Regions from separate parts of the Homo sapiens genome. Here all the other regions are linked to region 5. Evidence: chromatin contacts called from ENCODE Hi-C or POLR2A ChIA-PET data. All regions are on one chromosome and are shown on one strand. Each heading gives the region's core, a stretch centred on a gene start or an enhancer-like site at or near the end of the contact. The rest is flanking DNA. Distances are from core to core; before and after follow the strand shown. Region 1 holds the start of ZNF664-RFLNA (ZNF664-RFLNA readthrough). Region 2 holds the start of COQ5 (coenzyme Q5, methyltransferase). Region 3 holds the start of SBNO1-AS1 (SBNO1 antisense RNA 1). Region 4 holds the start of SIRT4 (sirtuin 4). Region 5 holds the start of DIABLO (diablo IAP-binding mitochondrial protein). Region 6 holds the start of KMT5A (lysine methyltransferase 5A).

What was found. Hi-C counts contacts between places; a loop is a spot of excess contacts on that map. ChIA-PET counts read pairs that join two places held with the same protein, here RNA polymerase II (POLR2A). Pooled maps may share reads with other maps.
Region 1: a map of CD8-positive, alpha-beta T cell shows a loop between it and region 5 (24-fold over the local background). The contact joins the promoter of ZNF664-RFLNA here to the promoter of DIABLO in region 5. A Hi-C loop is called at or near these places in 3 of 168 maps with a recorded cell type or tissue (CD4-positive, alpha-beta T cell, CD8-positive, alpha-beta T cell and ascending aorta) and 10 of 50 pooled maps.
Region 2: a map of CD8-positive, alpha-beta T cell shows a loop between it and region 5 (8-fold over the local background). The contact joins the promoter of COQ5 here to the promoter of DIABLO in region 5. A Hi-C loop is called at or near these places in 1 of 168 maps with a recorded cell type or tissue (CD8-positive, alpha-beta T cell) and 5 of 50 pooled maps. POLR2A ChIA-PET finds 5 or more read pairs at or near these places in 1 of 52 experiments (activated T-cell).
Region 3: a map of CD8-positive, alpha-beta T cell shows a loop between it and region 5 (13-fold over the local background). The contact joins the promoter of SBNO1-AS1 here to the promoter of DIABLO in region 5. A Hi-C loop is called at or near these places in 1 of 168 maps with a recorded cell type or tissue (CD8-positive, alpha-beta T cell), 3 of 37 single-sample maps with no recorded cell type and 12 of 50 pooled maps. POLR2A ChIA-PET finds 5 or more read pairs at or near these places in 4 of 52 experiments (CD4-positive, alpha-beta T cell, MCF 10A, WTC11 and 1 more).
Region 4: a pooled map shows a loop between it and region 5 (6-fold over the local background). The contact joins the promoter of SIRT4 here to the promoter of DIABLO in region 5. A Hi-C loop is called at or near these places in 10 of 50 pooled maps. POLR2A ChIA-PET finds 5 or more read pairs at or near these places in 3 of 52 experiments (CD4-positive, alpha-beta T cell, activated B cell and activated CD4-positive, alpha-beta T cell).
Region 6: a pooled map shows a loop between it and region 5 (17-fold over the local background). The contact joins the promoter of KMT5A here to the promoter of DIABLO in region 5. A Hi-C loop is called at or near these places in 7 of 50 pooled maps. POLR2A ChIA-PET finds 5 or more read pairs at or near these places in 2 of 52 experiments (CD8-positive, alpha-beta T cell and MCF 10A).

Annotation. Positions count from the first base shown.
Region 1 is chr12:123,971,897-123,975,652 of GRCh38, forward strand. It overlaps ZNF664-RFLNA (ZNF664-RFLNA readthrough), which reads left to right and starts at 1,319. Exons shown (of 5, transcript NM_001347902.2): 1 at 1,319-1,407; 2 at 1,990-2,124. CCDC92 (coiled-coil domain containing 92) reads right to left here and starts at 935. Exons shown (of 5, transcript NM_025140.3): 1 at 633-935. It overlaps ZNF664 (zinc finger protein 664), which reads left to right and starts at 1,319. Exons shown (of 5, transcript NM_152437.3): 1 at 1,319-1,456; 2 at 1,990-2,124. RefSeq lists enhancers at 1-419, 420-1,157 and silencers at 378-497, 528-1,397, 1,468-1,547, 1,658-1,887.
Region 2 is chr12:120,527,118-120,531,179 of GRCh38, forward strand. COQ5 (coenzyme Q5, methyltransferase) reads right to left here and starts at 2,041. Exons shown (of 7, transcript NM_032314.4): 1 at 1,823-2,041. The coding sequence starts at 2,024. RefSeq lists enhancers at 1,031-1,801, 1,802-2,571, 1,918-2,377.
Region 3 is chr12:123,362,556-123,366,351 of GRCh38, forward strand. SBNO1-AS1 (SBNO1 antisense RNA 1) reads left to right here and starts at 2,393. Exons shown (of 2, transcript NR_157806.1): 1 at 2,393-2,560; 2 at 2,970-3,249. It overlaps SBNO1 (strawberry notch homolog 1), which reads right to left and starts at 2,292. Exons shown (of 32, transcript NM_001167856.3): 1 at 2,146-2,292. It overlaps MIR8072 (microRNA 8072), which reads right to left and starts at 2,288; the gene lies at 2,209-2,288. RefSeq lists enhancers at 958-1,676, 1,333-1,382, 2,843-3,052 and silencers at 1,863-1,972, 2,013-2,092, 2,203-2,442, 2,573-2,672.
Region 4 is chr12:120,300,623-120,304,319 of GRCh38, forward strand. SIRT4 (sirtuin 4) reads left to right here and starts at 1,699. Exons shown (of 4, transcript NM_012240.3): 1 at 1,699-1,756; 2 at 2,939-3,436. The coding sequence starts at 2,940.
Region 5 is chr12:122,223,695-122,227,932 of GRCh38, forward strand. DIABLO (diablo IAP-binding mitochondrial protein) reads right to left here and starts at 2,358. Exons shown (of 6, transcript NM_001371333.1): 1 at 2,271-2,358; 2 at 818-950. The coding sequence starts at 2,320. LOC128125816 reads right to left here and starts at 2,870. Exons shown (of 1, transcript NM_001414998.1): 1 at 2,736-2,870. The coding sequence starts at 2,870. The coding sequence ends at 2,736. LOC101593348 (a long non-coding RNA gene) reads left to right here and starts at 2,748. Exons shown (of 1, transcript NR_103497.1): 1 at 2,748-4,238. RefSeq lists enhancers at 760-1,665, 2,075-2,124, 2,135-2,374, 2,428-2,722, 2,672-3,503 and 1 more and a silencer at 2,665-2,804.
Region 6 is chr12:123,382,882-123,386,674 of GRCh38, forward strand. It overlaps KMT5A (lysine methyltransferase 5A), which reads left to right and starts at 1,251. Exons shown (of 8, transcript NM_020382.7): 1 at 1,251-1,327. The coding sequence starts at 1,318. RefSeq lists silencers at 222-444, 1,372-1,541 and enhancers at 409-1,139, 662-881, 1,722-1,881.

The DNA of each region.
Region 1 (3,756 bases), core at 69-2,568, 1.7 Mb after region 5:
AAAGGCTACCAGGACGGGAGGCGATACAACTTGTCAGGGAGGGTCTCTAAGGTTCCCCGGGTGGTAACAAGCATTTAAAAAGGCGATGTGGATTCAGACGGCCTCCTCCCCACAGCATCCCAGACAAAGCCGGGCTAGGCCCCGGGGCGCTCCTGGTGCACCTGCAATGCGGATCCCTCGCCCTGCGATCCCACCCCGGGGCAGACAGGAGCGCCCCGGGACCGGCCTCTCCTCCCCCTTGGCACTGGGGTGGGCGCGCGCCGCGGCCGGTCCGCACCCTGGACTGGAGCCCGGGCCGGGGAGCCCCCTCCCCAGAAAGGGCCGGCAGACCCCGCGGGGGCGGGCGCGGGGGTCGCCGAGCCTCAGGGACCCTCTTTCCCCGACTCCGCCGTCTCCCGAGTTGCCTTCGCCCGGGGCCACCCCTGCCCCTGGGGGAGCTAACGTGGCTCCCAAGCCCCGGAGGTGGGGCAGGAGGACCCCGTCCCCCGTCTCCCGGCGGGGAGGGTTTTTAAAGTCTTCGCCACGAACTCCCGTCCCTGCCCGGCCCCTCCGCCCCTGCCCGGCCCCTCCGCCCCCGCCGGCGCTGCCAGGTGAGCGGGGCCGGACTCGACACACCCCGGGCCCCGCCTCACCTGCGGGCGCCGCCGTCGCGTTCCTTCAGGCGGCTGCCCTCTTAGGCTCGGTCCTCCCGGCGGGCGGCGGTGGGGGCCCGTGGCCCATGGGCTGGGCGGGGCGCGGCGGGCGGGGCTGCCTGGGCTCGGGCGCTGCCCGGGCCGGGCCGCCGAGGGAGGTCAGTGGGCACCGCCCGCCCGGCGCATCTCGCCCGCTCCCACCCCAGCGCTAGCCGCGGTGCACCCTGGGAGCGGGGCCGGCGGCGAGGCCTGGCCGCGCTGACCCGGCGGGCTAGGCGCCGGCGCGGCGGCGGGCCTGTGTCTGCCGGGCTGGGCGGGGGCGGCGGGCCGATATTCACTTGGCGAGGCGGGGCTACGCCCCCTTCCGCCCGGCTGTGGCGGGGCAGGGGCGAAGGCCGAGGGGAAGGGAGGGTCGGGCCCGCGGGACGCAGGCGCACAGCTCAGGTGCGGCCGCACTGCGGTTGCCCTGGGTAACGCGGCCCGAGGGAGGGGGGGGCGCGGGGAGGAGCGAGGGAGGCGAGCGGGAGCGCGCGCGCCGGGCGCTGGGGTGGGGGATGGCCGGGCCCGACCGGGCCGGGGCTGGGGGGCGGGGGCGGAGGCGGGCGGTGGGGGCGCGGGCCGGGTGGCCGCGCATGCGTGCGGCCCCCGCTCCCCCGGGGCTTCCCCGGCCTCGTGCGTGCGCACGCGCGCTGTCCCCCGGAGGCGTCTGGGTGTGCGGAGCGCGCGCGCGCGCGGCTCGGAGGCGCACCTGTGAGGTGTCCCTGAGGAGAGGGAGGTGGGTGCGCGGCGCCCGCGGCCTGGGGCGCTGACTCCCCTCACTTGGAGTGAGTTCTCGGCGGCCGGGCTGCAGTCTTTCTTTCTTTCCCGGAGGGAGGCGGGGGCCGGGGGCCAGGGAGCGGGCTGGGGGTGGGAAGGAGGTGGAGTGGCTTAAAGAAAAGAAAAACAACCCATCCCGGAGGATGGGCCTCGGGATGGCGGGGAAGGTCAGAGCGGCTCCGCGCAGCCTGGCGGGTCCCGGGCTGAGAAGCCGCCCCTCGGGCCTCGGGCGGTCGGCCGCGGGCCCGCAGTGCGGGGGAGCGGGGCCGGGGGGCGCAGATGGCGGCCGGTGCGAGCGAGGGCTGGGCAGCGGGCAGGGCGAGGCCGGGCGAGGCCCCTCGGGAGCCGGACTCCCGAGCCAGGCTCCATTGTTGTTGGAGCCGAGGGAAGGGGGAGCGCTGCCGCCCTCGTCGCCCGTGGAGCCGCGTCTTGGAGCCCTTCCAGGCGGGTCCCGGGAGAGGCGGTCATGGCCGCGCCAGGGGACCGGGGAGCCGGGCGGCTGCGGAGGAGCCGGCTGCATGGGGTGCTGTGTGTTTTTCAGGGCGCCCTGCGTCCGGCAGAGGAGGCGAGCATCCCGCTCAGGTGATGAGGAACCCCTCGCGCACCCAGCGCAGAAGGCTGCTGCCGCCGGACGCCTCCATTGTTTGACCACAACAAGGGCCGGATTCTCACCCAGGTAAACCGGCTGCCGGCGCTGTCCACTTCCCTCTGACTCCCGCCTCCGCAGGCGTTCTCACCCCTTCCAGGACTCGACTGCAGTTTTCTCACTGTCCCCGGCTTCTCATGAACTCCGTATACCCCCTCCCAGACATTTTCCCGTCCGGATCCATCTCTCCGCCACATCACCTCTCATTTCCCCCAGAACTCAGCTCCTTTGTGAAACCTTTCTTGCCGAACTCTAACAACTAAATCTCCCCGGGAGCCTGCTCCGAACTGAACTGTTCTGGTTGCTAGATTGCTTACGGGCTGTCTTATTGCAACAAAGGAGACCAGATACCGAAAAAAGATTTCTGAGCTATTGCCTTCTTCAAGGAACGTTTTCTGATATTTACAGTTTATTGTTTTCACAGGCTGGAACGGTTTTTAGGCATTTTGGCTTCTTATTTAGAGAGGGCTCCTATTTCCTTCATAGACGCATAGTTTTTTAGAGCAGGAAATTGACCTTGTTCAACCCGCAGGTTAATTAAAAATTTAAAAATTAATTCTAAATTAGCAGAGTAGTACATTTTCTTTGTAAAAACAGCATATCACAGAGATGGCATTTTGTCTTTGACTATCAACCTCTGTCTTCAGGGATGCCGACTATTATGTGTGTGGTGTTTATCCTTCTAGATCTTTTGGAGTACTTTTACGTGTGTGCACTTAACATCATTTTTGACTGCTTTAACAAGGACTGTTGCACCGTAACTTTCAATGTTAGCATGTAATGCTTCAAGTCATTTTTTAACAACTGCTGCACCATGTTCCATAGTTTCAGTATATCATGGTTTAGCCATTTCCCAAATTGATAGCAGTTTAAGTTTTAACTTTAAAACAGCTTTTTTGCTGGTGGTGGTTCTCTGATGAGATGAAATTTCGGTGATAGGAGCACAGATCTACGCTAATTATCGAGATTCGGCATTTATGATGAAGTTCTCTTTTGGTTAAGAAATTGATATGTGGAAGCAGCCACCCCTCCCCTATGGTAGTTCTGACTCTAGCAGTTAGAAGTTGTGTGACCTTGGGGAGGACATTGAATCACACCAAACCTCGGTTTTCTTTTCTGTAAATGGCCTGCTCTGTCTGCTCCATAGAGTTCAGTGATACAGTGCGTATGTGTTGTGGAATGTAAAGTAGTATATATAAAGGTTGGTTTTATTAGCCTTTGTGATCCAAAAATTATTTGCAATATCATTTATATTTTTTGACCAGATGTGTGTGTATCATATCACAGAGCACTACAGATAGTCAACTTTGAATGCTTTTTAATTTGTGACTTTTTAAATTAATTTTTATCAAGTACTGACAATACATTAGTCTTCTTAACAATATTTTGCAAAGCATTTTTTCCTAGGGCTTTCTTTTCTTCCTCTTCATTAAAAAAAAAAAAAAAGAGAGAGAGATAGGGTCTCTTTCTGTTGCCGTGGCTGGAGTGTAGTGGCATGATTCTAGTTCACTGCAGCCTGGGACTCCTGGGCTCAAGTGATCCTTGTGCCTCAGCCTCCCCAGTAGTTAGGAATGACTACAACCATGTGCCACCACACCTGGCTGATTTATTTTATTTTTGTAATGACAGGCTCTTACTATCTTGCCCCAACTGGTCTCAAAC
Region 2 (4,062 bases), core at 791-3,290, 1.7 Mb before region 5:
TGTCGCCCAGGCTAGAGTGCAGTGGCACAATCTCAGATCACTGCAACGTCCACCTCCCAGGTTCAAGAAATTTGCCTGCCTCAGCCTCCTAATTAGCTGTGATTACAGGCGTGCGTCACCATGCTTGGCTAATTTTTTTTGTATTTTTAGTAGAGATGAGGTTTCACCACGTTGGCCAGGCTGGTCTCGAACTCCTGACTTCAAGTGCCTACCTCGGCCTCCCAAAGTGCTGGGATTACAGGTGTGAACCATCGCACCTGGCTGTAAATAAATATCAACTTCAGTATATATTTTTTCATTTCACTATACATTTATAACTGACAGGGTTTTTGATGGTTGATAATTTTTAAAGGTCATAAAACAATTCTAATTTTTCCCATTGATTAAGGTCATTGTGTATGACTTCAGCTTGCACATTTTCACAGTCTTGCATTACTGTGCACAGCGAGGACTGTCTGTACTGCAATCTCAGTCCCCAATCTGGAATTCATATTTAGTTCAGTAGTTAACTTCTTCCTTGCTTGCCACTGTGTGAAATGTTGATTATACATTGATTATACATTGTAAAATGTTGATTATACATTGGCCGGTGTGGTGGCTCATGCCTGTAATCCCAGCACTTTGGGAGGCCGAGGCAGGTGGATCACGAGGTCAGGAGATCCAGACCATCCTGGCTAACATGGTGAAACCCTGTCTGTACTAAAAAAAAAATACAAAAAATTAGCCGGGCATGGTGGCGGGCCCCTGTAGTCCCAGCTACTCGGGAGGCTGAGGCAGGAGAATGGCGTGAAGCCAGGAGGCGGAGCTTGCAGTGAGCCGAGATCGCGCCACTGCCTTCCAGCCTGGGGGTGACAGAGAGAGACTCAGTCTCAAAAAAAAAAAAAAAAAAAAAAAAAAAAAAAAAAGAAACCCCGTCTCTACTGAAAATACAAAAATTAGCAGGGCACAGTGGCAGATGCCTGTAATCCCAGCTACTCAGGAGGCTGAGGCAGGAGGATCGCTTGAACCTAGGAGGCTGAGGTTGCAGTGAGCCCATATTGCGCCATTGCACTCCAGCCTGGGCAACAAGAGCGAAACTCCGTCTCAAAATAAATAAATAAATAAATAAATAAATAAAAACAACCAAAAAAACCCCTATTTTTCTCTAGAGGTAAAGAACGGGGGCTTCAGACTCAGATTAAACTGGGTTTGAATACTGGTTCCGCCACTTACTGATATGTTCAACTGGGCAACTTCTTGCTTAACCTTTAAGTCTCAATTTCCTCACGTGTAATATGGTAATAACAATACCCACTACTGGAATGTTGAAAATGAGAATTGAAAATAATGTCTGTACGTTGCCTGGCACATCACAAACGCTCAGTTGATGGGATTTAGTCATCAGTATTCTGCTTTTAAAAAGGGGGCGTCTGGCTGGGCGCGGTGGCTCACGCCTGTAATCCCAGCACTTTGGGAGGCCGAGGCAGGCGAATCACCTGAGGTCAGGAGTTCGAGACCAGCCTGGTGAAACCCCATCTCTAGTAAGAATACAAAAAAGTTAGCCGGGCGTGCTGGCGGGCGCCTGTAATCCCAGCTACTCGGGAAGCTGAGGCAGGAGAATCGCTTGAACCCGGGAGGCGGAGGTTGCAGTGAGCCAAGATCGGACCATTGCACTCCAGTGTGGGCAACAAGAGCGAAATTCTGTCTCCAAAAAAAAAAAAAATCATAACTGCACAGACAACAACACTGGAACTAATTGGATGTTAAATCAACCCTAACTGGCCAGAAGAAACCAGACCATGGACGGTCAGATCCCTCCCATCCGCCCTCTCGCCCCTTTCACCTTTGCCCCCCTTCTCCTCTTCCGACACAGTCTCAAACCCAAAGTGCGTTTCCGCTGCCCGCTTCTCTTGGGACAAGAGCCGAGCACTTAGTAGGTCCCCGGGCCAAGAGCTACGAAGCCCGAGGAGCTGGCAGCCCCGCATCGCCCGCGACCACCCACGGCCGCAATAGCTCCATAGAGCACAGCTCCCGGGGGCCGCCATCTTGGTAGTCGAGTGACAACGGCCAGAGAGTACGCCTTGTTGCGTCACTCCACGAACGACGGCGGCTGGCCGGCAACATTATTAGCCGAACGCGCCCTGAAATCTGATACACAGTTGTGCCGGCATTATCTCTAGGATCCAAAGGGTGGTCTCTAAGTATCGGAAATCCCTTCCTCTCTCTCTTCTCAAATTGAATTTACAATTCACCAGGAATCAGGGGATCTCAGGGGAGCCCCGGGTCACCTCTTAGCGGCCATGTCTCTGAATCCGGCTAGGCAGAAAAGTACTAACTCGCAAGATATCCAGGAACTCTTGTTGTCTTGTGCAGAAGGGGGAAATTGAGGCATGGTGTGGTTAAAAAGCCAAGATCACGGGCCAATTCCTGCACACTTTGTTGAGCGTAAGAATCACTTGGTTTACGTTTTAAAATGAAGATTCCTGGGTCCCCAACTACCAGAGATTTTGATCTGACCTATATCCCTTTAATCTCTATTTAAACAAATTTCTCTGGCGATTCTGATGCTAAAGATGCAGACCATTCTTGAGAAACATATGTTACACTACTCTGAAAAATAAACATAGGACAGACTTCTTTGTTCTGTCCGTTTTATGAACCTAGGAAGCTCATAAATGGGAACGAAAGCTCTGGTATCCACTTAGCAAGCCAGAACCACCACTCACACTTGGTCTCCTGCTGACACAAAGCTACATTCCTAGCTCCAGGTGGCATGTCATGGGTGTTTTACTTCAGCCCCAGATTTTCAGTCTTTTTTTAATGGCAAGGGTAATGCAGACCGTCTTGTGCAAAATAAAGAACGGACGTTGTTGAGTTTTGCTTGGATTACTGTATGTTTCTGCTTTCATTCCATTTTAAATGTATGTTTCCTGTAAATATTTCACGAGGAGAAAGCGCCAATAGAAGAAACTGTTTTGAAATGAAAATTCTCTTCCTGGTTTAATATAGCCTGACAGATGGACACCTAACCGCTTTCGTTTGGGAAGTACTGCGCTGGGATTTCTGTTTCTTTCTCTTTTATTTTAAGAATGATAGAAGGTCCTCGTTGGTATAGTGATGAGAAAAAAAAAAGGAAGGATACAAGGGCGAAATGATTCATCCATGTATTCATAATTCTCATGTCTTTGTTAAAAGAAATTAAGTGGCTGGGTGCGGTGGCTCACGCCTGTAATCCCAACACTTTGGGAGCCCGAGGTGGGCGGATTGCATGAGGTCAGGAGTTCGAGACCAGCATGGCTAACATGGTGAAACCCCGTCTCTACTAAAATACAAAAATCAGCCAGGCATGGTGGTGCACACCTGTAGTCCCAGCTATTCAGGAGGTTGAAGCAGGAGAATCCCTTCAACCCAGGAGTCACTGGTTGCAGTGAGCTGAGATTGCACCACTGCACTCAAGCCTGGGTGACAGAGCCAGACTCCATCTCAAAAATAAATAAATAAATAAATAAATAAATAAATAAAGTCTCATCAAAGAATCTTATATCTTCCATATCTAGTTATATAAAAGAATGGATCTCAGGATTTAGGGCTGTTCCTTCTGCACATCAGATTAAGTATCCAGACCAACAGTATTTCACTGTTCTCTTATTTCATATGATATGTGGAGGAAAACCTGTAAAAAGTGAAGTAGGACAAGGACTGTTGGAAGGTATTTTTTTTTTGAGGTAGCGTCTTGCTCTGTTGCCCAGACTGGAGTGCAGTGGCATGACTTCGGCTCACTGCAACCTCTGTCTTCTGGGTTCAAGTGATCCTCCTGCCTCAGCTTCCCTAGTAGCTGGGATTACAGGCATGCGCCACCATGCCAGGCTAATTTTTGTATTTTTAGTAGAGATGGGGTTTCGCTATATTGGCCAGGCTGGTCTTGAACTCCTGACTTCAGGTAATCCACCTGCCTCAGCCTCCCAAAGTGCTGAGCCACCACTCCCGGCGCTAATTTTTGTATTTTTAGTAGAGATGGGGTTTCACCATTTTGGCTAGGCTGGTCTTATTTACTTATTTATTGATTCATTCTTTATTTTGAAA
Region 3 (3,796 bases), core at 1,143-3,642, 1.1 Mb after region 5:
ACTAGTGTGAGACCAGCCTGGCCGACATGGTGAAACCCCTTTCTGCCAACTACATAAAAAAAAATTAGCCAGGTGTGGTGGCACATGCCTGCAATCCCAGCTACTAGGGAGACTGAGGCAGGAGAATTGTTTGAACCCTGAAGGCAGAGGTTGCAGTGAGCCGAGTTCATACCACTACACTCCAGCCTGGGCAACACAGCAAGACTCCGCCTCAAAAAAAAAAAAAAAAAAAAAAAAGATTCTGAAGGGGCCAGGCACAATGGCTCATGCCTGTAATCCCACCACTTCGGGAAGCGGAGGCCAGAAGATTGCTTGAGGCCAGTAGCTGCCTCCCAACATGGTGAGACCCCCGCCTCTCAACAAAAAAATTAAAAAAAAAAAAATTAGCTGCTGTAGTGGTGCACATCTGTAGTCCCAGCTACTCCGGAGGCTGAAGTGGGACGATCGCTTGAGCCCAGGAGTTCAAGCTGCAGTGAGCTATGACCACGTCACTGCACTTCAGCTTGAGCAACAGAGTGGGACCCTGTCTCAAAAATTTAAAAATAGCATAAATATTCCAAACGCAATTATATGGAATAAGTTGGAATGGAAGATAAAAAGCAGAAGCCAGAGAAAAAAAGTAAAGTCGTCTCCCATCGGAAAAATTTTGGAAACAACTTCTTTAAAAGATGAGAGAAAATGTTCCCTTGCTTGCAAAATTAATGTCCCACTCAAGTCACCAGTAGGAAATTCTGCTATCTTCTGTGCAACGATGATAGCTTTCCCTACGCTTATGAAAATCAATTCTGATTGCTAGAAAATATGGTGGAAAATAGAATCCCTCTGTACTGTCAGCTCGCAGAATTATCTGAAAGTGTTAAGTCAATTCCTGCTAGGGCACTCCGGATGACAGTTCTCTGCACCCTTCTGGATGACTCTTTAGAAACCATATTCCATCCCTAATTCTGGCTGTCTAGAATATATGAAACATTTAACTCAACATAAAATGATAATAGCCAACTTTCAAAGGTCAAAGGGGACCAGTTTATAACCTTCCCTCAACACGTGTTCAGTACAAACTTCCGGGTGCACTTACAATTGGCTGCGCAATTCAATGGATAAAAACGTTGCTTTATTTGTCTCTCATTTTCTGGCCCGTTCTTTTCCCACGTTTCTCAACCAGCGACTCCCCAAAACAAAAGCCTCCCACAGTAAACCGAGCACGCACATAAAAAGAGCTTCTCTGTGCGAGGATCAAGTTAGTGGTCCGCAAACATTAACCAAACAGAAGCACAAAGCAGGGGTGGGAAGGGGAGGAGCTGGATGCCAGGGTCAGGAAAGAAACAATCAGAAGGGTTTAGGAACATCCAAATCTCCTCAGCGGTTAAACCGACCCCAAACCACTTCTGGGAAACCACCGGTATCCACTGCTTTGGGGAACTCTGGATGCTCGTTATGCCAAACGCTCTCAAAGTAAGCAAATCCCCAACTGCCGTTCCCCTCCATGGGTAATTCTTAGGGTCTGGGAGGTGAGCTCGCCCGCCGAGGCAGAACTAAGCGAGTCGCCTGGAGAGGCGTGAAGGGAGCCTGCACGTGTCCCCCGCGGCTTCCCCACCGCCCCAAGAGCGGGGCATGTACGAGACCGCGCTGTGGGGTTCAGATTTAGGAAGGACGACCGCGTCGCCTGCCTCCCTCCCTCGCCCAGAGCCGGGAGCAATGCTGGGGCACGAAAGAGGACTTGGGAAGGATCCGGTCCTTACTTTCCCCGCGGGTCCCGGACCCGCAGCCCCCGGGTTGTGAGGCGGAAGCCAAAGGGGCGAACCCAGCGGAGCCGGCGTGCACAGACCCTGCCCCGCGGTCCAAGAGGGGTGCCTCCGGCCCGGGACAGCGGGGCTCCCGGAGCCCGAAAGCCCCACGAGCGGCGACAGCGGGGCCCGGCGCTGACGAACAGAGGAAGCGAGTACAACGGAGCCGCCGTCGGGAACATGCCCCCGAGGGCCCCGGAGCGCGCGGCCGCGAGGAGCGGCAAGCGGCGAGGGAGGCCCCAAGCCGGGGCGAGGTGGCTGTCCCCCCAGCCTGGCCCCGCACGGCCCCCCGAGGGTGGGAGTGGGAGGCTGTCCGGGAGGGGGAGTGTGGAAGGAGAAAAGGGCCAAGGGAAGGACTTACTTTCCCCGCGGGACCCGGCGCCAGCACAGCTCCTCCCGGGAGGTGTGAGTTTGAAGGACCAGAGGCGACTGGAGCGGAGGCGGCGGTGGCGGCGGCAGCAGCGGCGTCCTGCTCTGCCTACCTCCCCGCCGCCATCTTGACGCCCCTCCCCCAGCCCCCCCGCCCCGCCGGGAGGGGCGGGGGAGGGGCAACGGATGAGGCGCCGCGCGCACGCAGCGCCCTCACGTGACTTCCTCCCTCCTCCCCCACCCGCCTCTCTGCGCCCCTCTCCGCCCCGCCTCCCTCCTAGGTGAAGGAAGATGATTTCCCCCCCATCTTGACCACCCCCCAGTCTTCGCCGCCAAAAACGGACTCCGCCGGCTATCCTCGGCCCGGTACCAGTTGTTGGATCCAAGAGAATTCCGGAACCCAAACGGTCCATTACCGCGGCTCTGGGGTGGGCGAGGGGTGAGGGGGCCGGGTTTCCGCGAAGGGGGAGGGGGAAGGCGAAGGCCACCTAGGAGAGTCACGTGACTACTGTTTCCGCCGGCGCTCACGGAGAGCTCGCGGTAATTCCGTTTCCCCGCCCTTTTTTCCCCGCGGCCTGTCGGGAAGAAGGTCCGCGTGCCAGGGCTATCGGGAGGTCGGCCGGAGGGCCGCGCGCATGCGCCCCGCGCCTGCTTTCAAACTCCGGTTAGGAAGGGCCTGGAGCTATTTTCAGAACCTGTTAGGGTGGGGAGCTACGGCCCAGGAAGTTACCTAGCAGCGTTTCTGTCACTTGGAAGATCTCTTCATTACCTAGTTAGTCCTAGAAACAAAATGTTTACATATTCATTGCTTGTTAGGCTCGCTCAAAGCACTTTATTGGCAGTGAAACCGCAAGTAACCCGGAGCCCTCGGCGCGACCACGGCTAGAATCAGAGCCTAAGGCGTGTGAGCTCAGCCATCCCACGTCTGTCTTCACGCTCATACGCAAGCCCGACACACCGGGGCTCCCACTTAATGAATACTGAAGAGTAGGGCTGTCCCTACCGCTTCTCACTTCCTTGTTTTCATCTTTTCGTTATTATTAAGCGACCTAACACAATAAACATATTACCTTGTTGGTAACCCTTTTGTAAAGTCATTCTGAAAGTGCTGTTTGACTCCGTTGCTTGGGTAATAAGCACGCCTGGGTGATTCTTGCCCCCTACTGGCTGCGCATCCTACAAGCCTAGTGCTGAAAGCAAACCAAGTAGCTGGAACAGTTGGAGGTTACAGTGTGAACTCTTCCAGAGACAAAGTATTCGGGGAAAGAAAGGAAAAAGTAGGCACAGAAAGAATAGGAAACTTCAGTGTTTGTACACATAGATATGTATTATATATCTATGTATACATTTATAAATATTTTTAAAGTGCTAACTAATCGCTTTACTAATTACATTATTTCATTTAATCCTCTCACACACATAGAAAAAAAACCTATAAAGACAAAAATAAAAAATATTTTAGGCCGGGCGCAGTGGCTCACGCCTGTAATCCCAGCACTTCGGGAGGCCGAGGTGGGCGGACCACCTGAGGTCAGGAGTTCGAGACCAGCCTGGCCAACATGGTGAAACCCCATCTCTGCTAAAAATACAAAATTTAGCTGGGGCTTGGTGGCGGGCACCTGTAATCCCAGCTACTCTGGAGG
Region 4 (3,697 bases), core at 449-2,948, 1.9 Mb before region 5:
TTTTTTGTAGTGAGTGGGTCTCACTATGTTGCCCAAGCTGGTCTTGAACTTTTGGGCTCAAGTGATCCTCCTGCCTTGGCCTCCCAAAGTGTTGGTATTACAGGTGGGAACCACTGCACTCAGCCCAATTCATCTTAAAATGGGGGAAGGGAGTCCTTAGGTGGTCTTCAAGGTCCCTGCTGGCCGCCCACCTTTATGTCCAAAGACACTTATACATTTATTGATTTAGGTGATGCTGCAGAGCGGCAGTTCTGGTTGTCTACACATTAGGAACAATTAGGAAATTTGTAGATCAGAATCCCTGGGAGTGAGACGCAGGCCTTGTTTGATTAACTTAATAAAAAAAATATGATAAATAAAATTGGAGAAGCCAAGCAGGTTAAGTACATTAGTCCAGGTATAATATATTTGGCTTCATATTAACTGTAAAAACATCACTTTTGGCTGGGCACAGTGGCTTACGCCTGTAATCCCAGTACTTTGGGAGGCTAGGGTGGGCAGATCACGAGGTCAGGAGATCAAGACCATCCTGGCTAACATGGTGAAACCTTGTCTCTACTAAAAATAAAAAAATTAACCGGGCGTAGTGGCATGCGCCCATAATCCCTGCTACTCAGGAGGCTGAGGCAGGAGAATTGCTTGAACCCGGGAGGCGGAGGTTGCAGTGAGCCGAAATGGCACCATTGCACTCCAGCCTGGGCAACAGAGCGAGACTCCGTCTCAAAAACAAACAAACAAACAACAACAACAACAACAACAAACTATCACTTTTTCAGATATGTATAAACACATTTCTTCACAAGTTCAAGGTATTTTACCAATAGCAAATAACTTGATACTGTCGTTGTGAATGAAAAGGATCACAAACTCTGATGTTTAGAATGAGTCAAATCTAGGCCGGGAACAGTGGCTCAGGCCTGTAATCCCAGCATTTTGGGGGGCCGAGGTTGGCGGATCACCTGAGGTCGGGAGTTCGAGACCAGCCTGGCCAACATGGTGAAACTCTGTCTCTACTAAAAATACAAAAACTTTAAAAAAAAGTCAAATCTAGATCCATGATTAATGACGTGCTCATTTCACATTGCATGTTTGTATCAAAACATCTCATGTGGGTAAAGCATAGACAGGCACAGAGAAAAGAAAAAAAGACAAAAAATAAGAGAAAAGATGGCCGGGCGCAGTGGCTCACGCCTATAATCCCAGCACTTTGGGAGGTCAAGGCGTGCGGATCACCTGAGGTTAGGAGTTCAAGACGAGCCTGGCCAACATGGCGAAACCCCCGTCTCTACTAAAAATACAAAAATAATCCCAGCTACTCGGGAGGCTGAGGCAGGAGAATCGGTTGAACCCGGGAGAGGGAGGTTGCAGTGAGCCGAGATCGTGCCACTGCACTCCAGACTGGAGTTTTTTCAAAAAAAAAAAACAACAACTCCGTCTTAAAAAAAAAAAAGAAAAAAGAAAAAAAATCTTATGTACACTATAAATATATACACCTACTAAGTGCCCACAGAAATTGAAAACAAAGAAAAAAATCCATGATTAAAAGCTTTTATATTAACGGGGGAACCTCTGACCAGAAAGAGCCGACAGGGGGCGTTCCTGGATGATCTGGGGCTGTCAATTGCGAGACGCGGAGGATTGTGGGACTTGTGGTTTTTCTCGCATCATTTAAGCTTTCTGGACTACATGTCCCAAAATGCAAATGCAATCAGACGGTCCCACTGTGGGGTGTGAAGTGTCCGTAGAGCTGTGAGAGGTAAGTGTGTTCTGTGTGTGCTGCGGATTTCTAGAAGTTGTGGATTTCTTGTGAGGGATTCTATTTCTCCTCTTTGCCCTCGGTGGGACCTGGAAGAGAGTAGTTGTTCCACTGATGCACGTTTTCAGCGGGGGTTTCCCCTGACCCTTTGGTCTCGGGAAACCGGACTGTGTGTTTGTTCAGCTGTTCACGTTTTGCTGTGGAATGTCAAGGAGAAAGCGGGGTCCTGATCTCAGATCTGGAAAGCCAAACATAAAATAATGTTTACATACGGGGTGCATGTCACTAGAGGATTTATGCATTGCATTGTGTCAAATAATATGTCAAAGTTTTTTCTTTTTCTTTTTTTTTTTTTTTTTGATACGGAGTCTTGCTTCTTCGCCCAGGCTGGAGTGCAACGGCGCGATCTCGGCTCACTGCAACCTCCGCCTCCCGGGTTCAAGCAATTCTCCTGCCTCAGCCTCCCTAGTAGCTGGGATTACGGGCACGTGCCACAATGCCCGGCTAATTTTTTTTGTATTTTTAGTAGAGTCGGGGTTTCACCATGTTGGCCAGGCATGTCTCGAACTCCTGATCTCAAGTGATCTGCCTGCGTCGGCCTCCCAAAGTGCTGGGATTTCAGACGTGAGCCACCGCACCCGGCCCTCTATTGTTACAGCTAGAAAAGCTGACGGGCAGGGGTCTTGTCTCTCTGATGTGTCCAAGTAGCAGAGCTTGCAGTGGAGGGTAAACTAAAATAAGGGGGAAATGAAAAAATAAAAGGAATGCGTGTGTGTGCTTAATTACATGAACAAAATCAAACAAAACCTGACTCATTAGGGCCAGACTCAGAGGCTCACACCTGTAATTCCAGCACGTTGGGAGGCCGAGGCGGGCAGATCACTAGAGCTCAGGAGTTCGAGACTAGCCTGGCCAACATGGTGAAACCCTGCCTCTACTAAAAATACAATAATTAGCCGGGCATGGTGGCCATGTAGTCCCAGCTATTCTGGAGGCTGAGGCAGGAGAATCACTTGAACCCGGGAGGCGGCGGTTACAGTGAGCCAAGATCATGCCACTGTACTCTAGCCTGGGCAACAGAGGGAGACTCTGTCTCAAAAAACAAAACGAAAACAAACAAACAAAAAATGAGAAAAAAAAAAAACCACCCCAGTTTCTCACATGAGGCTTCTTTTTCTCTAGAATGAAGATGAGCTTTGCGTTGACTTTCAGGTCAGCAAAAGGCCGTTGGATCGCAAACCCCAGCCAGCCGTGCTCGAAAGCCTCCATTGGGTTATTTGTGCCAGCAAGTCCTCCTCTGGACCCTGAGAAGGTCAAAGAGTTACAGCGCTTCATCACCCTTTCCAAGAGACTCCTTGTGATGACTGGGGCAGGAATCTCCACCGAATCGGGGATACCAGACTACAGGTCAGAAAAAGTGGGGCTTTATGCCCGCACTGACCGCAGGCCCATCCAGCATGGTGATTTTGTCCGGAGTGCCCCAATCCGCCAGCGGTACTGGGCGAGAAACTTCGTAGGCTGGCCTCAATTCTCCTCCCACCAGCCTAACCCTGCACACTGGGCTTTGAGCACCTGGGAGAAACTCGGAAAGCTGTACTGGTTGGTGACCCAAAATGTGGATGCTTTGCACACCAAGGCGGGGAGTCGGCGCCTGACAGAGCTCCACGGATGCATGGACAGGTGCAGGAGCTGTACACGGTTTGAACGCAAACCCGTGTGTTGTTTTGGGAGAGTAGGGACCTTGGCTGTCTTGATCACCACAGTCTTAGACCTTGAGAAAAGGATTTCAGAGCAAGTTGTTTATTTTGCAGTTGATTCCAGTAAATTCATTGACGGAGCAAGGATGTAAAACAGGAAAGAGAGGAAAGCCAAGAAAGTGTGTGTTAATGAGTGGGTTACTGCCTTGGGCACTGGGGTTCAGTCCTGTGAGGGACCCTCCAA
Region 5 (4,238 bases), core at 1,108-3,607:
GGCTCTTTCAGAACATTCAGATCTCTACTTCGCCTTATCAGAGTAGCTTGACCACCTTTATCTAAAACAAAACTCCCTCCCAGAATTGCCTATTCACTTACCTCATTTGTTTTGTTTTGTTTTTGAGAAAAGGTCTTGCCCTGTCACCCAGGCTGGAGAGCAGTGGTGAGATCATAGCTCACTGCAGCCTCAAACTCCTGGGCTCAAGTGATCTTCCTGCCTCAGCCTCCTGAGTAGTTGCCACTAGAAGTGTGAGCCACCACACCCGGCTAAATTTTTCTGTTTTGTAGAGACAGAGTCTCCCTATGTTGACTAGGCTGGTCTCAAACTCCTGAGCTCAAGCCATCCTCCCACCTCAGCCTCCCAAAGCCCTGGGCATCAGCCACTGTGCCCGGCCCTGTTTTCTTCCCACCATTTATCACCAGCTGATATTTTATATTTTATCCTCTTTCATCTCCACAAAGCTTTTGTGAGAACAAGAATTTTTTGTTGTTCATTCTTACATTCTCAGTGTCTTGCACATAAAAGTTGCTCAATAAATTTCTGTTGAATCAAAGACTACTTTGTTGATAGACTGTAATATCCTCTTATTTCTCTCTACTCGCTTTATACAATTTGATGTGCTGTTCCTACCAAATGAGATAATCAAAATGAGAATATTAATATATCTGCTCAACTGTGAAAAGATGCCGGTACTGTGGGGGAAGGGATGGGAGCACTGGGAAAAACTATGGTAGCTTGTCTAATGCTTCACCGCCCACTTGAGACTTCAAGAGGACACGGTACACTAGATAAGAATCACTGCACACGACAGTACCTGTGCAATAGGAACCGCACACAGGGTTACTCCAAAGCCAATCGTCACAGTTTTGTGCCATGGTCTTATCAATTCTGAGAAACACCGCTTCTTAAAGTTAGCCACAACAGGAACACACAAACACTGTCTGTACCTGGAAGTAGAAGTCAGATTTCATAAGGCACGACCGCCAATCTGTAACAGGCTCTTGGATTTACTTGCAGGGGCTGTAAACTCAAACTCGAGCCAAGCAGGAACCTAAATGAGGATGCAGGACAGCTGAGGGGTTTTGAAATTTTCAACATACACCAAGTTTAAAATGTTGCCTCAGGCAGGGTGTTGGTGGCTCACGCCTGTAATCCTAGCACTTGGAAGGCCAAGGGCAAGGCGGGAGGATCACTTGAGCCCAGGAGTTCACGACCAGCCTGGGCAACATGGCTGGCAACATGACCCCGTGTCTATTAAAAAAAAATAAGTAAATAAAGGCCGAGGCGGGTGGATCACTTGAGGTCAGGAATTCGAAATCTGCCTGACCAACATGGTGAAACCCCATCTCTACTTAAAACACAAAAATTAGCCCGGAGTGGTGGCACGCTCCTGTAATCCCAGCTACTCGGGAGGCTGAGGCAGGAGAATCGCTTGAACCTGGGAGGCAGAGGTTGCAGTGAGCCGAGAGCGCCCCACTGCACTTCAGCCTGGGCAACAGAGCGAGACTGAGTCTCAAACAAAACAAAAAGAAAAAAAAAAATTAGCCGGGCGTGGTGGCGGGCGCCTGCAATCCCAGCTACTCGGGAGGCTGAGGCTGAGAATCGCTTGAAGCCGGGAGGCACAGGTTGCAGTGAGCTGAGATCTCGCCACTGCACTCCAGCCTGGGCGACAGAGGCAGATCTTGTCTCAAAAAAATTAAAATAAAATAAAATGTTGCCTTTAAACTTTTTAGAAACGGATGCCACAATAACCGCTCCTGCAGGCAGAATTTAGCTCTGGACCCCTGGCCTGGGTGCCAGTTGTGTGTGACGGTCCCGCTACAATCGCCCAGGAGCCTGCAGCGCTAGGTAGAGAGCCCTGCGCCAGCTCCCCCGGCCCCTTCTGCCCTCGGGAGGACGTCTTCAGACGCTCGTCTCCCTTCCCGGACTCCCCCCATGCCGTGTCCCTCCTCCTCTCCACGTCTCCTCAGGGACTTCGAGTGGCTGACGAGGGCTGGTCAGGAGGCGGAGCAGCCCCAAGAAGGCAGCCCGGGGTCTCGGGGACTCGTTTCTAGAAGATGGACGAACTGAAAAGGAAGCCGGGCTTGACCCAGGGGGCGGAGGCGGGGCTGTCCTCAGTCCTCCCGACCGGAGCGAGACGCCGCGACCCAGCTGGGCGGACGAGAGATGAGCGCGTAAGGAAGGCGGGCGCCGTGGGCCGGGCCACAGCGCTGTCCGCGTCGGTCCCTCCCTCTGGTCCTGTCCCCTCTACGCGGCCGCAGCGGTACCTGAAGAATGAAGTTACGCTGCGCGACAGCCAACTCTTCAGAGCCGCCATTGTGCAGCGCGCGGACGCCAGACGCACACGCCGGAAGTGACGCAGCTTCGTGAGCGCGGAGCGGGGCACGGCCTCCACCTGAGAGCGCCTCGCCCCATAGCCACGCCCCCACCCAAGGAAGCAGTCGGGATTGGGCAGGCAGGGGGAAAGGGGGCGAGGCTTAGGGCAAAGGCTGTAACGGCCGCGCAAGGCAACCAACCGCCGGAACTTCCGCGCGGGGCGGGGCATATGCAGGGCCTGAGGGCGCGGAGGTGGGTCCGGCGCGGAGCTGAGTCGGGCGCCGTGACGCTGGCGGGTGGGCGGGGACTCAGTTCGGGCCAGGGCTTGAAGGGAATTTCCTGGTGAGTTAGGGAGGCGGGGCCGGGCGGGAGGCGGGGCCGGGCGGGAGGCGGGGCCGGGCGCGGCGACGGCGCTGTCACTTCAGCACCAGGAAGTAAGTGGTCCAGCCGGCCAGCAGCAGCGCCCCGATGAGCACCGTGTAGCTGAGGAGCACGAAGGCGAGCAGCTCCCGCAGCAGCTGCAGCACGTGGACGGTGGACGAGGCCGGCATCGCGCTGCGCGGGAGCCCCAGGACGGTCGGCGGCCTGCCGGGCTGGCGCCGTCCCAGAGGGGCGGACGGGAACACACGAGGTCCTGGCCCTCGAAACAGCAAACGAAGGCCAGGAAGCCCACAGTGCCGACCTCCCCAACAGCCTCCTGGACGCTCGCTTCTCGGTTACACTGGAGAATCCTTCTCAACCCAAACTGCCCTCGTTCTTCGGCTCTGATCCGGGCTGAGGAGGCAGAAGCCCGGCTCTTCCCCGCGCCCCGCAGCTGCATGAGTTTTCCTCCCTGGCCCGCTCCTCCCACCACCTCCTGCATTTTTAATGCTGTGAGTGCCGCTAATGCGCTGGTGGAGTAAACCTTTCTTTTCCCGTCACTCAAGCTGCAGCCCCAGCTGCGGCCCTGGCTGGAAGGGGAAGGGGAGAGAGACCCATTTGGGCAGGAGGAAGGCACAGGCCCAAACCTGCTCTTCTGTGAGTCCCCTGGCCCCAAGGCTTGCCAGCAGCAGAGCTGGAGGATCTTTGCTTTGTGGTCCAGCATGCTTGCCTTCTGGCCAGCTGGGACTGCAGGGTGCCAGGTGGTGGGTGGGCATCAATCCGATCCTGGGCTCACCCCCGCCACCGTGCTCTGTGCATCTGCCCCAGCCCTGCTAACTTCCACCAGAGACGACATCAGACAGTAAGAACCCCACACCAGCTCATCAGACAGTAGGAACCCTACAACACCTCCAATGCTGCTTTGCCCAGCCACTCCCCACAGTGTCAGGCACTGGCTTCCTTCTCTCCCCACCTCACTTACTTGGCAAAGTTTCCACGAATCTTCCACCCTGAAGCTCCGCGGTTCTGTCTGCTCTGGTGCCCAAAGGTAGCTTGTGTGTATTCTGCGATCTCGGCAGAACTGAGATTTTCAAGCAGCGGCACTCAACAACTAGGTGTGGTCTAGAGACCAATTACAACCTCCGCGTGGTCCCCGAGCTCTCAGGGAGCTGCGCACAGGCGTTCCTAGCCCAGGCGGGGCGCTGGCAACCCTGCCCGCCCTCTGCCTGTGTCGCCACCACAGCCCACAGGGCTCAGATGTGGTTTCACAGACCCAGATGGGCTGAGCAGGCGGCACACTAGTGGGTATTTCAAGCCCCTTCTTGTTTTTTTCTGAACATTGTAAGGGGTTATGGGGTTATAGTGCGAACAGTTTCGTTTCTAACAAACACATTGAGAGCAGTCCCATCTCCTCCGAGTCTGGGCACCAGAAGAACCACTGGACAGTGTTCACTTGCGACCGCCCAACTACTAAAGCAAAAGCTGTTGTCTTAAAAAACATGCAAGTGCAAGCATGCACGGGTGTGAGAACCAAGCTTAAGTGACCGAGATCTCCTGAG
Region 6 (3,793 bases), core at 1-2,500, 1.2 Mb after region 5:
GGGTGTGAAGCATTAGGATCTTTGCGGTCCTGGAAGGACCTTCCCTACTGACCCAGTTAGTTGGTAGGAGTTGTGTCTGTGGGTTTTTTTTTTTTTCTTTTTTTGAGACGGAGTCTCGTTCTGTCGCCCAGGCTGGAGTGCAGCGGCGTGATCTCGGCTCACTGCAAGCTCTGTCTCCCGGGTTCACGCCATTGTCCTGCCTCGGCCTCCCAGGTAGCTGGGACTACAGGCGCCCGCCACCACGCCCGGCTCATTTTTTTTGTATTTTTAGTAGAGACGGGGTTTCACCGTGTTAGCCAGGATGGTCTCGATCTCCTGACCTCGTAATCCACCCGCCTCGGCCTCCCAAAGTGCTGAGATTACAGGCGTGAGCCACCGCGCCCGGCCGGGTTTTGAATACTGGAATATTCAATAAACCTTTTTTTTTTTTTTTTTTTTTGAGACAGTGTTTCGCTCTTGTTGCCCAGGCTGGAGTGCAATGGCGCGATCTCGGCTCACCGTAACCTCTGCCTCCCGAGTAGCTGGGATTACATGCTATTCTCCGGCCTCAGCCTCCCGAGTAGCTGGGATTACATGCATGCGATACCACGCCCGGCTAATTTTGTATTTTTAGTAGAGACTGGGTTTCTCTATATTGGTCAGGCTGGTCTCGAACCACGGACCTCAGGTGATCCGCCCGCCTCAGCCTCCCAAAGTGCTGGGATTACAGGCATGAGCCACCGCGCCCGGCCAAAACCTTTCAAACCTGAGAATGAATGGATCAAACTGCTGGAGAGGTCGGTGTGCTGGAGTTGCTAAACTGCTGGGAGACTCAGGTTTCCCAGCTCTTAAGGGAAGATCGAGGGGTCAAAGGTCGGGTTCCGGTCAAGCCCACAGAGAACCGGAAGTCCCAGATCCGGTCGGCTCGGAGCCCAGGGCTCCAGCCGGGCTACTCACGCTCCGGAGGCGGAGCTTCAGCAGCGGGAGGGGGAGGAATCTGGGGCCTCCCAATGGCAGCTCGGGTGTCTTCCATCGCAGCCATTCAACGTCTGGCGACGGTCAAATTTAAACACCCCTCCCACCTCCTCCGCCGGGACCTGTCGGGAAAGCGTTTGCAGTTATTGCGGCGGCTGGACACGCCCCGCCGCCGAAGAGGCGGGAGAAGGGCGGGGCCTTTCTCCGAGTTGGCCTATCACTACGGGCAGCCTGCGGAGAGGCGGGAGGCGGCGCCAATCGGGGCGAGCAGCTGGAGCCCGGCGGAGCAGTTGGCTGAGTTGTTGCAACTTTTTTCGAAAGCTGGGTTTCCCGGGAGATCCCAGGCGGTGACAGAGTGGAGCCATGGCTAGAGGTATTTGCCCAAGTGGCCGGCACCGGAGCGGCTGGGTCGGGGGTCGTGCTGGAGGGGTTGCCGGGGTGGAGGCAGCGGCTGCGGGGAGGCGTCCTCCTCGGGTGGCTCGGGGCAAGCTTGGGGACCCGCGTGGGGGGAGAGGGGGTGCTGCTGCGGAACCCGCCGGCCCCCCCTTGCGGCTCCAGATGCCCCCAGAAACCCTTCCCACTGCCGTGCTTCTGTTTCCCTTCTATGAAGTGAACACCTGCGGGCCTGCCTCTCCACGGCAGCAGATCCATATGTCAGAGCTCTTTGGAAACTAAAGCGCAGGGCACCTCCAGGGAATAGGTGTTATTGATAGAAGTGGGGCGGGGGCAGGAGTGAGGCTTCGCCCACTTTGGGGCCCTCTCTCTTTGGGAAAGGAGGTGATCCCGAGGCGAAGGCGCAGATCGATAACCTGCATATTGGGGTGCGCGTCAGGGTGGACACCGCAGCAGGCGCCTTTCCTCCCTCCCCACGTCCTGAGTCAGCTCTGCGCCGCTGGAGCGAAGGCCGGGCCCCGCTGGCCCACTTTGGGGTAAAACGGGTTCCTGGCATCTCGCGGGCGCGGTCGTTCGCCCCGCATCTGGTCAGGACTTCGCCCCCCGGTAGATGGCTTGGGTGGGCTTGTACAGCCCTGGGAGGCGATGCCCTGTCTGAAGTCCTCTGCATACTTAGTTGGCTGTCAGGACAGTGCCTCCCAGGTATGCGGCAAAGAGATCTCCAACCGCTTGGTCATTTCCAGCCACTGCGTCTCCTTCACGCCAAAGGGCCAAAAACTTGAGCGTGAAAGTTGAGTAGAATTAGTATTAAAAAAAAAAAAAAGTTTTGGTATTATATTTTTCTCAAAATTTCAAGGCTTCAAGTGTTAGTAGGAATTTGCTTTAGTGCAGTATGCTCCCTATAGCAATAATAATGAATAAAATAATGATTCATTCAGTAAATATCTATTGGGTCCCTTTGTTTTCAGGCCCTGAAGTCAGTTGCATCATCTATTCTCCTAGCATCCCTAGAGGTTCTTTTGGGATAAGACTTACCCAGAGCCTGATGAAAAAATGAGGCATAGTAAACTTCAGGTTAAAGAGCTTCATCACTCAACTCTTGGAGAAAATTAATACTAATATTTTTCCTTTGAAAAGTGTTAAGCATCTAAAAGTATATTTAACATTATCTGACTAATTTATCTGACAAATTTTAATAAAACTATGCTTCCTGGGTTCATTTTTCTCATCACAGCAAAATCATTTAAACTACTTGTTTTAAAAGTAGTGCATTAATTAATATATGAAGAAAACTAACCATCTATCATTGAAATACTTAAAATATGACTAAATAATAATTATGGCCAGGCATGGTGGCTCACACCTGTAATCCTAGCACTTTGGGAGGCCAAGGCGGGCAGATCACCTGAGGTCGGGAGTTCGAGACCAGTCTGACCAACATGGAGAAATCCCGTCTCTACTAAAAATACAAAATTAGCCGGGCATGGCAGCGCATGCCTGTAATCCCAGCTACTTGGGAGGCTGAGGCAGGGAGAATTGCCTGAACCTGGGAGGTGGAGCTTGCAGTGAGCCGAGATTACGTCACCGCACTCCAGCATGGGCAACAGAGCAAGACTCCATCTCAAAAAAACAAACAAGAACAATAACAAAATAATAATAATTACCACTGAGGGCCAGGCACTTTATTAACTCAATTGATCTTTACAAATTGTTATTCTCATTTTTTGGAAGAGGAAGCGTGAAGTCCAAACTTGCTGTCCAGACTCTAGCTTGGCTGGGTCTTTGCTTGTGCCACCCAACCTCCCTTACTTACCCAAAGCGAAGATAATGTTTGTCAGCTCCTCCCATGGCAGCTTACAAATCACCTATGTAATTATTAGTTATTGATTCTCACTGTCTCACTTGACCCCCAAATTAGTAGTTACCTGTTTCTTAGGCTTTACTGCCCTTGCAAGCTATTAAATTGGATATTTAGATTTAGATTTTTTTTTTTTTTTTTTTTTTTGAGACAGAGTCTCTCTCTGTCACCCAGGCTGGAGTACAGTGGAGTGATTTCAGCCCGCTTCACCCTCCCTCTCCTGTGTTCAAGTGATTCTTGTGCCTCAGCTTCCCAAGTAGCTGGGATTACAGGCACCTGTCACCACACCCAGCTAATTTTTGTATTTTTAGTAGAGACGGGGTTTCGCCATGTTGGCCAGGCTAGTCTTGAACTCCTGACCTCAGGTTATCTGCCCACCTCGGCCTCCCAGAGTGCTGGGATTACAGGCAAAAGCCACCACGCCTGGCCAATATTTAGAATTGTAAATACCAAATCATTTACAGCACTTCAAATGAACAGTCTTTTTCTTCTAGAAAATTGGGCTTTGAACTTGCAATTCACTTTGAGAGCCCTGCTGGGTCACAGAAACAAACTGGTCAGATGCCAGGCAACACCTCACTCATTTTG